2 separate regions of the Homo sapiens genome follow, and region 1 is linked to region 2. A link is a contact called in ENCODE Hi-C or POLR2A ChIA-PET data. All regions are on one chromosome and are shown on one strand. The core of a region is the stretch at or near the end of the contact, and the rest is flanking DNA. Distances in the headings are between cores, read along the strand shown. Region 1 overlaps ARL6IP5 (ARF like GTPase 6 interacting protein 5). Region 2 overlaps FRMD4B (FERM domain containing 4B).

Region 1 (6,674 bases), core at 1,213-3,712, 230 kb before region 2:
GGGCAACATAGTGAAACCCTGTCTAAAAAAAAAAAAAAAAAAAATTATTTTCTGCCATTAGAACTCATATTTTCTGGTATGGCCTCAGAATCACCAACCACACACAGAATTTGCAACATATAAAAATGCCTCTGCTGCTTCTCCAGCAAGAGAGCTGCATGTATTCTTATGTATATACATTTGTGCCTCCCCCTTTAGATAGAACCATGTAGCTGCTGAAGGAATGAGCCCATGATTTCTCAGCTGAAGTAACTCCTCACCATGTGGCCTGATCATTTGGCCTATGGAGATGTTGCAGGAGGGTGGAATTGACAGCTGCCACTTTATGCTTTCAGTTACTCAAGATGGTAAGGAGTTTCTAGAAGGCTGGTAATTATAAGTTTGAAAACAGCATTAATGTAATCTTTTCAAAATGAACGTGGCTTGGTGGCTCTGTAATATGTTCTAGGCCTGTGGCTCCCAGCATCTGGTATTATGAAATGTTCGTATTGTTTGTACCTTTAAATGCTGTAAAGATGAAGAACCAAGTTTCCAGTTGGTAGAGGAAAAAAAGCGTAAGGCAACCCTGGGAGGCTCTGGATCAGAATCTATTGAAATGATTGCAGATAGAATGAGTTGCAGTCTGTTTATACTAAAGCAAGTGGAAATGTTTTTGAGATTAGTCAGCTTCAACACCAGTTCTACAACATTACTCTTATTTGTGTTGCTTCATTCATTCAATTAACAAAGAGTATGAAGCACTTACCAACTTCTCAGACACTGCTAGGAGATAGTGAAGAATAGGACAGCTGTGATTCCTGCCTTCACGGAAAGGCAGCAAGACCACACTGAACACATGATAACTAATTTGTATACAAGTATAGCAAGTGTACAGAAATACACACCTACATAAACACATCCTTCTCAACCTGACTTACCTGATCTCCCCTGTACATTATTACTCCAAATTCCAAATCTCTCAGGTGTTGGGAATAGGGGAGGCATTGAGTATGTAGACAGGAAAAAGGTTTTTTTAAATTTTACTATCCTAACCCACAGCTCAGATCCTTCTATTCCATTGAACAAATACTGAGCACCTACCATGTGGTAGACACTGTCTAGGCCCTGAGGATACAGTCAGGAGTACAACTCCACCAGCCTTCCCAAATCCTCCCAGAATTCTCCTGCCCTTCGATGCCCATTTATTTGCATTTGAGGCTGGCACCTGTCTTCCTCTGATGGCTTATGTGTTTCTTCTGAATACAGAACTTTAAGAGGTCTGTCAACACACAGTAACATTTTAATCTCAAAATCTTTATCTAGGCTGGACATGATGGCTCACGCCTGTGATCCCAGCCCTTTGGGAGGCCGAGGCGGGTAGATCACCTAAGCTCAGGAGTTTAAGACCAGCCCGGGCAACATGGCGAAACCCCATCTCTACCAAAAATAGAAAAAATTAGCCTGGCGTGGTGGCATGCATCTGTGGTCCCAGCTACTTGGGAGGCTGAGGTGGGAGGATCTTTTGAGCGTGGGAGGCGGAGGTTGCAATGAGCCAAGAACGCACGCCACTGCACTACAGCCTGGGTAACAGAGTGAGACGCCGTGTAAAAAATAAATAAGTAAATATAAATCTTTAATAAGGATTGCTTTTCATTAAATAACCTCTGACAGTGTATGTGTGTATATGTGTGTGTATATACATACATATATATATATTTTGAGACAGGGTTTCACTCTATTGCCCAGGCTGGAGTATGGTGGCGCAGTCATGGCTCACTACAGCCTCTACCTCCCTGGGCTCAGGTGATCCTCCTGCCTCAGCATCTTAAGTAGCTGGGACTATAGGCATGTGCCACCAGCCTGGCTAATTGTTGTATTTTTTTTTGTAGAGAAGGGTTTTTGCCATGTTGCCCAGGCTGGTTTCGAACTCCTGGGCTCAAGCAATCCTCCTGCCTTGGTCTCCGAAAGTGCTGGGATGACAGGCGAGAGGTATGGCTGGCACACCTTTGATACTATTTATGTAACTTTGTTTATCTGAACTTCTCTCCCCTCTCCGTCCAGCTTTTTTTTTTTTTTTTTTTTCAATGTTGCCTGCTACTTTTGGCCTTTGGTTGGTAGTTTCTGTTTCCTTTCCCTAGGTAAGGATTTACAATGATTCTAGGTAAGTGTGCAAATAAATGAGTGTATTTTGGATTCCTGGCCCCCTGTCTTAGAAAGGAGAAGCTCTCCATCAGCTTAGGGACAGAGAGCTCTGTACAGGAAATCCAGTTCAAAAAGGTCAAGACCCATTCTTGACCTACCCACTTAATATCTAATTAAGCATCAATATTGGAAATTTTGTATTTTTTATTTTTTGGACAAATGAATTCTATCCTTATCACTCAGCTTCAGAAAACTTAACCCTTAATACCATCCTCTGTCTCTTGAAATGAGCGTGGCTTCCTGTTTCTGAGAATGCCTTCACCCTTAATACCATCCTCTGTCTCTTGAAATGAGCGTGGCTTCCTGTTTCTGAGAATGCCTTCAAGCCCTGTAATTTTAGGCAAAACCTTCAGGCTAACAACTTCAGGTTTGCAAGCATTCATCATTGATATATGATAGGATTTCCTGGCCTTCCTTCTCGTTATGCAATTTGCTAAAGGAGACACCTGGAAGGCAGAAAGCCCTGCTTCTTCTAATCTGCTTCATATCTCATTGGTGCAGCTTCTCCTTGTCTCAGAGGAAAAAGAATGCAGAAATTGGGGGTTAGTGAGGGGTAAATAGACAGGAAACTTGTGAGAAGGAAGTCTGTGTTACCAAGCTCGTTAGCATTTGTCCAGCCCCTGTCTTCTCTCCACAGCTCTGTAAGAATTTGCCATGTGACAGTTCTCAGTAGCTTTTGTTTGTTTTGTTTTGTTAAGACAGAGTCTCTCTGCATCGCCCAAGCTGGATGCCATGGCAGGATCTTGGCTCACTACAACCTCTGCCTCCCAGGTTCAAGCGATTCTCCTGCCTTAGCCTCCAAGTAGCTGGGATTACAGGCACGCACAACTATGCCTGGCTAATTTTTGTATTTTTAAGTGATTACAGGCACACACAATTATGCCTGGCTAATTTTTGTATTTTTAAGTAGAGACGGGGTTTCACCATGTTGGCCAGGCTGGTGTCGAACTCCTAGCCTCAAGTTATCCCCCCACCTCAGCCTCCCAAAGTGCTGGGATTACAGGTGTGAGCCACTGTACCCAGCCTTTTTTTTTTTTTTTTAATTTTCTAAAATCATTCAAGAAGAACAGTTTGTAAACAAATATCTTTCCACTTCTGTTCCCCAAAAAGTATTGGTTGTTAAGAGTAACCATGGGTTGCTAATTGTGAAAGCAGTGATGAGCATACATGAAGATTCATTATACATTATTCTCTCTACCTATGTATATGTTAGTTTTCCATAATGAAAAGTTAAAAAGGGTTTTATGAAGTCTAATCAGAGCTTTGTACACAACTATTATTTGAAGCTCCGTCACTGTGGGAAGCGTCAGATTTATGGTTTCTAATCCGAGTCCAACCTGTTGTTTATTAAAAACAAAAGAAAATCTGGAGGTTCCTAAGGCATGTCTTAGTATGAACACTTTTAACATGCCAACTGTTAAAAAGACAATGGTTGGTTTGGATGCGAGTGTTTAATTTGTGCCAAATTACACAGGATACAGTAAATATTTAGGGAATGGCAAGAATACAATAAATCCTCTAGGCCTTCCTAATTCAGTTGGTTAGGAAAATCTCACTATGACCTTTCTGTAACAAAAGAGACAGGCTCCTGTTCAGTTTTACCTACTGTACAGTCTCCTTTATTCCATGATCCTTAGGCCAAGGAGACACTGTTCTCATTTACTCAAGACGAATTTGTGTCCAAAGCCCACATTTATGCCTATAGTCAAAAATAGCTCTCCACTTTGGGAGGCTGAGGCAGGCAGATCACTTGAGGTCAGGAGTTCGAGACCAGCCTGGCCAACATGGTGAAACATCGTCTCTACTAAAAATGTAAAAATTAGCTGGGTGTGGTGGCGCATGCTTTAATCCCAGCTACTGGAGAGGCTGAGGCAGGAGAATTGTTTGAACCAGGGAGTCAGAGGTTGCAGCGAGCCAAGATTGTGTCACTGCACTTCAGCCTGCCGACAGAGGGAGATTCTGTCTCAAAAAAAAAAAAAAAAGAAAAGAAAAGAAAAAAATTAAAAATTAGCCAGGCAAGCTGGCACTCACCTGTAGTCTGTAGTTTCAGCTACTCAGAAGGCTGAGGAAGGTCACTTGAGTGTGGGAGAAAGAGGCTGCAGTGAGCTATGACCATGCCATCATACTCCAGCTTGAGTGACAGAGGAAGAACCTTTCTTGAGGAAAGAAAAGAAAAGGCATATGGAGCTGTGCTCTGGTCAGAGAGACTGAGGAAAGGCTGGCTGAGCTGAGACTTGAAGGAGGGTGGAGTGAGGCCTGTGTGCAAAGTATCCTCTCTGCCTGATTCACCTCACCCTGAGATGGCAAAAGGCAAGGTGAGTTCTGGGGTAGATAGAAACCCTGAGTGGATGGGGGTGCAATCAGGAGATGGTGTGACAAACCTGGCAGGTAGGCCAGCTGCTAGCCCTGAGAGTTCCCTCATGCTAATTACTAAGGCACTTCTTCCTCTCCTAGCAGTTACAGCCAAAGCCAAATTTTGGCCTTGGCTTGTGGAGTGTGTGACCTGGATTCCAGGCCCCACTTACCCCCTCAGCCAGGCACCAACTCCACACCTATATACAGTGGCCCTGGCTGCAGAGGCAGGCAGGGGCCAGACCCTGCGAAGCCTTGTAGAATGTTTAAAGAATTCTGTTTTTAGTTTAAGAACAATGAAAAGAAAATGGTTGGGTGGGTTCATATTTGCAGTGATCCCTCTGGCTGATTAAGGACCACAGAGAAACATCGCCAATTTAGAGAAGTCCACCGTGAGTATATTGTTCCCCACTTTTTCGGTGAGTCAGCCTTCCTCAGAAACCACACTTCAAAAATAGCTTTTTCGGCTAGAAAATTGGAACTCAGTGCAAAGCTGCCTGTACTCCTCAGGAAATATTTTGCTGCCTCTTTGGTGGTTCTTTTTGGCCTTGCAGCCTGACAGGAGTCACCAAATGTGGCCTTGAGTTGATCCGAGGATTTCTGTTATGGCAAACTTTTATTGCCAACTTTGCAATTGGTGGCCTTGGACAAATTTATTAACTTGTATATTCTTTAGCTTGCTTACGTGTAAAATGAGGTGGGTTAGCAAGATCCTTCCTAGCTCTAAAATTTTGTGAGATTTTTTTTTCCCCTTTCAGTAACTTGTGGTAAAACTATAGACATAGCTACTGAATCACGTTGGGAAGTTTAGGACCTGTATCCACACCCACTAATAGCCACCTTGTTTCAGAGAGAAATGAGAGTGCAGAGGGATTTTCCAGGATGATCCTTGGTTATAGTAGGTTACTTAGAGTGTGGGGGAAATCCTTAAAGCCGGTTAACATGACAGAATGGGTTCTACTGTGAGTTGCTGCCACAACTGGCACCCTTGTTTTCTTGTTTCTCTCCTGGATCCCTTTGGATATGTTTCTTCTCTGGGCCTCAGTTTAGTTATCTGTATAATTGGACTAGACTGATTCATCTTTGAAGACTGCTACAAAATTTCTGTGATGGGATTCTAAACCTTTTTATAACCATAAATGACTGCTCTAGAATGTGTAACTATTATAGGGAAAGATTTATTAATTATTTATTGGAATTGGGTAATACATGTTCATATTTTAAATATATATAATTAAAATATATACAAACATATGTATTAATATATTTTTAATTTCACAATAGAAAAACATAACGGTTTTTGAGTTGCAAAACTAGGTCCTGCTGTTTCTCCCTTCTTTCTCACCATCCCTCGTTCTTTTTTTTTTTTTTGAGACGGAGTCTGGCTCTGTCACCCACGCTGGAGTGGCACAATCTCAGCTCACTTCAACCTCCACCTCCCAGGTTCAAGTGATTCTCGTGTCTCAGCCTCCTGAACAGCTGGGATTACAGGCATGCGCCACCACGCCCAGCTAATTTTTATGTTTTTAGTAGAGATGGGGTTTCGCCATGTTGGCCAGGCTGGTCTCAAACTCCTAGCTTCAGCTGATCCACCCACCTCAGCCTCCCAAAGTTCTGGGATTACAGTTATGATCCACCGCACCCAGCCCTCTTTCTTACTCTAGGACTATCAGTAAGTGAAACTCCACCCAGCAGACCACAGAGGCAGCTGTCTACATGAAAGATGGGTGGCATGTTTATGGAAAGTTTTGTCCTAAAAGTCTTTGGGGTTTGTCGTGATTGCTGTGATAAACAGCCCAACTGTTGACTAAAAAGCATCTCAGGCAAGAACTGGTTCCCAGATTTCTGAGAATTTCTGTTAATCTGTAGAGGGTGTGTGTGTGTGTGTCTGTCTGTCTGTCTGTCTGTCTTTTGTTCCAAATACAGGTAAGTGCCAGGGCATTGGAGTGGTATACATTTTATCAGATACAGAAGAAAATAATTTCTGCTCAGAGTAACTTCGTTAGTTTTTTTCCAGCTTGGAAACTTGCTTGCTTTCTAATTATAGACTGTTGTTGGGCAGGTTATGAACTAAAACCAGTTCTATAGAACTTCAGGCTCTGTTCTTTTCTCTTGGACATGAGCAACCAGAACAGGTGAAA
Region 2 (6,830 bases), core at 2,101-4,600:
TTCTAGAGTGAAATCTGCCATCTGGAAGGGTGAAAACCCAGCTATCTAGGCAGGTTCCATAATTCCAATTGAGCCCTACAGTGGTCCAAAACTGTCTAAGAGCTTTATTGCTTTGTTCACCACTGTCTCCGCAGGGCCTAGAACAGTGCCTGGCACACGGTGAGACCGTGGTATATAAATATCTGCTGAGTTAAGAAATGTCTTAACTGTTCAGAACCCAGACACAGCTAACACTGAAATACATTCACAAATGATTTTTTTTTTTTCTACACAGGGTCTCACTCTGTCACCCAGGCTGGAGTACAGTGGCACAACCATGACTCACTGCAGTCTTGACTTCCCCAACTTGAGTGATTCTTCCACGTCAGCCTCCCGAATAGCTGGGACTATAGGCAAGTGCCACCACACCTGGCTAATTTTTTGTACAGATGGAGATCTCACTATGTTGCCCAGGCTTGTCTTCAACCCCCAGGCTCAAGTAGTCCTCCTGCCTTGGCTTCCCAAAGTGCTGGGATTACAGCTGTGAGCCATTGCGTCTGGCTCACAAATGATTTAAACAGACAGAGCACAATCCAAAGCGAGGATTTTCCAGGCAACTCCCAAGCCCTGGCCCAGAAAAACTCACACATAAAAAACACTCTTTCCACCCAGAGAACAAGGTGTGTTATTAAACTCCTCATCAGATGAGATATTCTGGAGGAACTGGAGAGCGGGAGAAGGATGTATCTAGGACGTTCTTACTTTGGGATCTATTGAGTGGATGGAGTTTTATATTTCACCCTAATGATGTCAACCCTAGCTGAACAGGGCCCCTTTATATCATCTCTGGGTGTTGACTGAATATGAGCTATTGACACTCCCGTTCAGAGAATGGCCTAGACTGACACAGATGTCTCCAAATGGAGTCAGCTGTGATTTTCCCTCAAGTTCTTTCAAGACAGTGCCTACCCTCCCAATGTGCAATCACTGGAGACTTCTTTTTTAAGTGTCAATAAATGATTCTCCTAGCTTCTAGCAAACACTTACTACATGTCACACGAGTATGGAGTGCTTCACATGTGTAGTGACTTCTTTCATGTTGCTAACAACCCTACCAGGGAGAGTCATTGTTTAGATTTTTCTCTCTCTCTTTTTTTTTTTTTTTTTTTTGAGACAGGGTCTTGCTCTGTTGCCCAGGCTGGAGTACAGTGGCATGAACATGACTCACTGCAGCCTCGACCTGCTGGGCTCAAGCAGTCCTCCCACCTCAGCCTCCTGAATAGCTGGGACCACAGGCATGTGCCACCACACCTGGCTAACTTTTTCTATTTTTTTGTAGAGATGGGGTCTTGCTGTATCGCCCAGGCTGGTCTCGAACTCCTGGACTCAAGCAATTTTTTCCCACGTTGGCCTCTTGAAGTGATGGGGTTATGGGCATGAGATTTCTGTTTAGATTTCATAGATGACCAAACTGAAGTGCACAGAGGTTAAGTGGTGCCTGGTCATACAGTGATAAAGTTGGGTAGAATCTCAGGTTCCATCAGTCGTACCAAAGTAGGACTCCTGTACATCTCTTGCAGGTTCACTGGAAGTGGAGAAGGAAAAAGACAATGAGGGAGGGAGAAAAGCAGGCAGTGTAAAAGAAGCAAAGGAGGAAAGGAAAATGAAATGAGGGAAGAGGGGAGGAATGACAAAGAAGAGGAGAATTCAGTTTGCCAAAGCTGAAATTGAGTAATTGAGTAACATGCCTTAAGAGAAATGCTAACAAAGATAACAGCTGCTGACTGTGTGCCTGATAACTATCCCAAATCCTTTCATTTATATACAAAGGGCCTTTTATGGCCGGGCGTGGTGGCTCATGCCTGTAATCCCAGCACTTTGGGAGGCTGAGGTGGGCAGATCACCTGAGGTCAGGAATTTGAGACCAGCCTGGCCAATATGGTGAAACCCCCTCTCTACTAAAAATACAAAAAAATTAGCTCGGCATGGTAGCGCATGCTGTAATCCCAGCTACTTGGGAGGCTGAGGCAGAATTGCTTGAACCCAGTGGGTGGAGGTTGCAGTGAGCTGAGGTCGCACCACTGCACTCCAGCCTGGGCGACACAGCGAGACTCTGTCTCAAAAAAACAAAACAAAAACCCAACTCTCTCTCTCTCTCTCTGTGTATATATATATATATATATATATATATATATATATATATATATATGCGTTTTAAATGAATTTTCATAAGAACTCTGTAAGGTGGATTCCATTACTAGCTTCATTTTATGGATGAGAAAATTGAGGCTCAGAAAAGGTACATGGCTGACCCACCTTACAAGGTCATAGGGCCAGGAAGAGGCAGAGTAGGATGTAAACCTAGGTGTTCTGACTCCAGAATCCATGCTCTTAAGGGCTATATTACTTCAGTACAAAGTATTTCCTATCTCATACATCCTATATATTAAATCACATGTAGTTTAGGCACTTAATGTATCACCTTGATTGCGAAGCCTAACACTGCTCTGAAAAGCTTGATCCAGACTCACCAAACCAGAGTTGGCTGGTTCAGGCCACTGTCTCGAAGCAAGGCCAGAAGAAGAGAAAGGTTTTACAATCACCATCCCTTGGCTACTTCCTGGCCCCACACTGATGAAATATGGGCAGCTGCTAAAAATGGTGTCTATGTTTGCTATTGATCTTCCTTGGGCAGTCAGGATGGAATTAATCTCCACCTGTTGGGATGCTTCCATGGCTGTGTCATGCATATGTGAACACTCAGGGTACAGGATGATATTTGTCAGTTATGTGGCCTCCTGGACCTGACTCCATATTACTCTGGGCTTAAGATGTAGCCTAGCACACATGTAATTAATTCAGTGTGGAAAAGCTCTGGATTATGTGTTCATTCATTCACTTAACCAATATGTGCTGAGCACTCTCTAAGTGCAAGCACTGTTCTTGGCACTATTATATACCAGCCAATAAGACTGAAAGGGCATTATCTCTGGAGCTTGTCCTACAGTTCTCAACTTCATTGGTATTTGCAGCCAGATAACTCATTATTGCGGAGCATAGTCCTGGGCACTATAGGGTGCTAAACAGCATCCCTGACCTCTACCCACTAGATGTCAGTAGATCCTCCCCCATATGTCTCCAGACCTTGCCAAATGTCCCCTGGGACGCAAAATCACCTCTTTTGAGAACAACTGCTTTAGAGGTGAGGAGAAAAAAAGAAACTAGTAACAATTAAACAAATATGATATTTTCAGATAATAAGGGCTCTGAAGTAGATAAACTGGCAATGGAATTGAGTTCTAAGCATGTGCAAAACTCACTTCTCTTTACCCAGGAAGCACGAGAAATGAGGAAATTGATGGAGAAGGCCGGATGTGGTGGTTCCCTCCTGTAACCCTAATGTTTTGGAAGGCTGAGGCGGGGGGGGATTGCTTGAGCCCAGGAGTCTGAGATCAGCCTGAGCAACAGGGTAAGACCCTGTCTCTACAAAAAATTAGCCAGGCGTGTACCTGTAGTCCTATGTACTTGAGAGGCTGAGGCAGGAAGATCACTTGAGCCCAGGTGTTTCGAGTTGCAGTGAGCCATAACTGTGCCACTGTACTCCAGCCTGGGCAACAGTGAGATACTGTCTAAAAAAAAAAAAAGAAAGAAAGAAAGAAAGAAAGAAAGAAAGAAAGAAAGAAAAGAAATTAATTGATGGAGAGAACTTATATTGGACCACTGCTCTTGGTCAAGTGGCTCCCAGTAGAGACTGGAGGGCTGATGGTGTTTTCTAAACATTTAACTGCATGCTCCTTTCTGCCTTACAGAGGTTGGGAGAAAGTAAACAAGAAAGGCTGGCCAGTCAATGGACGGCCATTGCTGCAGCTCTAATGCCAACCTGGCAGGCAATTCCAGCCAGCTTCGGGCAGACATTCCCTGGGGAGGGCATTCTCATAAATGACAATCCCTTATCAGATTCTAGCCTGATCTGATAAGTCTGGTGAAAAGAAAAGCCAGGTTTTAAAGGAAGAAAGAAAAATAAAGAAGCAAAGCAACTTATTAAGCCTGGAGCTGAAGGCCATCAGGAGACACCAGCCTAGTGTCAATGAGAAGCACACAGGATTTAGAGTCACGAGGTTTGAGTTTGTGTCCCAGCCCTGCTATTTACCTAAGAGAATATCATGGTATCTCTCTAAATCTCAGTTTCTGCCCCTATGAAATGGAAAGGATAAAAAATCAGTCTCATTTGGGTTTGCCTCTTGTATTAAGGCAGGTTGAACTGATTATAAACTCTACCTTAAAGCACAGATGATAATTGTATCATCAGTAATACACCATTTATTGAGTATAGGTTAGGTGTTAGAGTCTGTGCTAAGTGCTTGACATGTATTACCAGTTTATCCTTACCCTAGTGCCGTGAGTACTATTATTAGTGGAAATAATGTCTAAGCTATTGAGTACTATCCTGTTCTCCAGAAATGGTTATTTTAATTTGCTTAAGTGCGTACTTCTCTCAAGAAAAAAGTTTTCCTAGATTATTATTATTTGAGACAAGGTCTCTCTCTCTATCACCCAGGCTGGAGTGGACCATAGCTCACTGTAGCTTCAGCCTCCTGGGCTCACGCAATCCTCCCACCACAGCCTCCCAAGTAAATGGAACTACAGGTGCACACCATCATGCCTGGCTAATCAATTTTTTTTTTTTTTTTTTGTAGAGATAAGGTCTCACTATGTTGCCTAGGCTAGTCTTGAACTCCTGGGCTCAAGTGATCCTCCCGCCTCGGCCTCCCATAGTGCTGGGATTATAGGCATAAGCCACCATGCCCAGCCTCTTCTACATTATTAAGACACTAAGCTGTCATGTTTAAGTTGACAATCAACCCGCCAGTTAAACCCTGGAGAGACCCAAAAACCTAATAGCTGGGGATTCATTCAATCTGATTTTTTCTAGTGATAATCAACAGACTAACTTACAACCACCATTTTTAGCTGTCCATATGTCCAAATCTGGGGAAGGAAGGTGGTAAACTCTAACACCTTATCTGATTGTGACCAGATCATTCCTTTGTTCTCATCTCCATAAAATGCAAGTTAATATGTGTTCATGGCTTTGCCTATGCCATCTGCTTTTACATACATTTTCCCCATTGAGCTCTCAAACCTACCTGTGAAGCAGATAGTTTCCATAATCTGAGATTCCACGAAGTTGAGAATGACTTGTCTGAGGTCCCACAGTTTATAAGGGGCTAGGCCAAGCTCAAAAAGGTGCTCAACAAACAACATGAGAGGGAAAAATCAGGGTATATATCTACATGGAAGAAACTTCAGTGAAAAGCAAGATTCTCTTTATATTCTGACTGTGCTTTTCCAATTAGAAACTCATGTTAGGCACCAAGAAGAGACTGTCAAATGTTTATTTTCAGAAAAACATGCAGGATATTTCTGCTGTTCCTCTCCAGAAAGAAACAGCCTCGTTGCTTAAAACCAGTTGTTAGGCTGTATTTTTAGACGTCATGGTACAGTATCAATGAGTCAAAAATAAAAAAACAAAAAAATGGGAGGGCACAGATACTGTAAACAGGAAAAGTCACAAAAATGGAACTAAGAAAAGCTGAGAGCACAGCCTGTGGGTTGGGGGTGGGGGGATTTTCATTTTCATCTGCAGTTCAGGTTAACCAGAAATGAAAGTTCTCCAGTTGCCTTGTAGAAAATGGAAATTTTGGCTTCAGTGAGTATGCAAGCAGCAGACACCCTGTGGTTTGGAAACTTTTTGCTTTGCCAACTGTCAGTTTTCTCTTTTCCCGTGAAAAACAACCTGTAGGAAGGAGTAAAAAAGTACTGCGTCTTTCAAAGACTTAAAAGTCTCAAGTGTAACTTGTGTGAAGAGATATTGAAAATAAACTGCAGTACTTGTAATTTAAAGATATTCTAGGTATTGCCTATTCACGGTATAATACATTTGGAAATCCTGGGCTCAATGGAAGCCACTCACAAAGCAAACAAATCACATACATCGTCCTGAGAACCTAAGAATTAGCAAAAATTAATTAGAAAATCAGAATCAACTTTACATTAATTATGGAGTACATGCTTACTCTCAGGGTTTTCATGTTTCAATTTTTCGTCAACCCTGTTAGAATGTCTCTGATTTATGCTTTTCCAAGTCTCTTTATTTTTTGTGACTCATGTATAGGTAGAGGCTGAAATAAGTCCTCCTTAGGGAGTTTATAATTAAAACAAACGGATTGTATTAGGTCCAGAGTCCTAGCCTATCTCTGATTTGTTGGTAGAAACATCATATTTGGGTAAGGGTTTTAGAAAAGCATCACCAAATTGTAAAAACAGAAAAGTCAAACTCATTTGGGACATATAGAAAAATTCTTAATCTTAACATCCAGGACTTGTTTCACTGTCACAGAAGAAATATTTCCTCTCAACTTACAGGCTTATATTATTTAGTCATGAAGCTTCCTTGTCACCTAATGCAGGCTGTGTTTTTAAATGGGATTCAGACTCTTTTTGAAGCCAATGTGGGATTCAACGATTAAAACAAAACAACAAAACTGGAAGCCACAGGTCAGGAGAACATAGAAATATGAAAAAGGAGTTAAGAAAAAAAAGATTTATTGGCAAGCACCAGGGAACATAACTGGGAGGAAAGATCTTTTGAGAGACAGAATGGTGGTGGAGAGCTGGCTCTTGGCCACTCACGAAAGCCCACTGTCCCATTTTCAAGCTGGTTGTTAGGTACAACTAATATGAACTTACAATGAAATAAATCGCATTAAAAGCAAAGGTAATAAAACTCTTCACTTTCCAATTGTTTTACTACATTTACTATGACCTTTGCTCTTGTGGTTATTGAATCT

Evidence for each region. Hi-C counts contacts between places; a loop is a spot of excess contacts on that map. ChIA-PET counts read pairs that join two places held with the same protein, here RNA polymerase II (POLR2A). Pooled maps may share reads with other maps.
Region 1: a pooled map shows a loop between it and region 2 (5-fold over the local background). The contact joins two enhancer-like sites. A Hi-C loop is called at or near these places in 1 of 168 maps with a recorded cell type or tissue (naive thymus-derived CD4-positive, alpha-beta T cell), 3 of 37 single-sample maps with no recorded cell type and 9 of 50 pooled maps. POLR2A ChIA-PET finds 5 or more read pairs at or near these places in 6 of 52 experiments (A549, GM12878, Panc1 and 3 more).

The regions. Positions count from the first base shown.
Region 1 is chr3:69,089,614-69,096,287 of GRCh38, forward strand. The region is part of intron 1 of ARL6IP5 (ARF like GTPase 6 interacting protein 5); the gene reads left to right. Among named protein-coding and RNA genes, the nearest start is that of ARL6IP5, 8.0 kb to the left of the region's middle. Within about 2 kb of position 2,463, at least 12 of the 41 ENCODE cell types and tissues checked have a DNase peak (open chromatin) inside an H3K27ac peak, as active enhancers do.
Region 2 is chr3:69,321,466-69,328,295 of GRCh38, forward strand. The region is part of intron 1 of FRMD4B (FERM domain containing 4B); the gene reads right to left. Among named protein-coding and RNA genes, the nearest start is that of FRMD4B, 61 kb to the right of the region's middle. Within about 2 kb of position 3,351, at least 2 of the 41 ENCODE cell types and tissues checked have a DNase peak (open chromatin) inside an H3K27ac peak, as active enhancers do.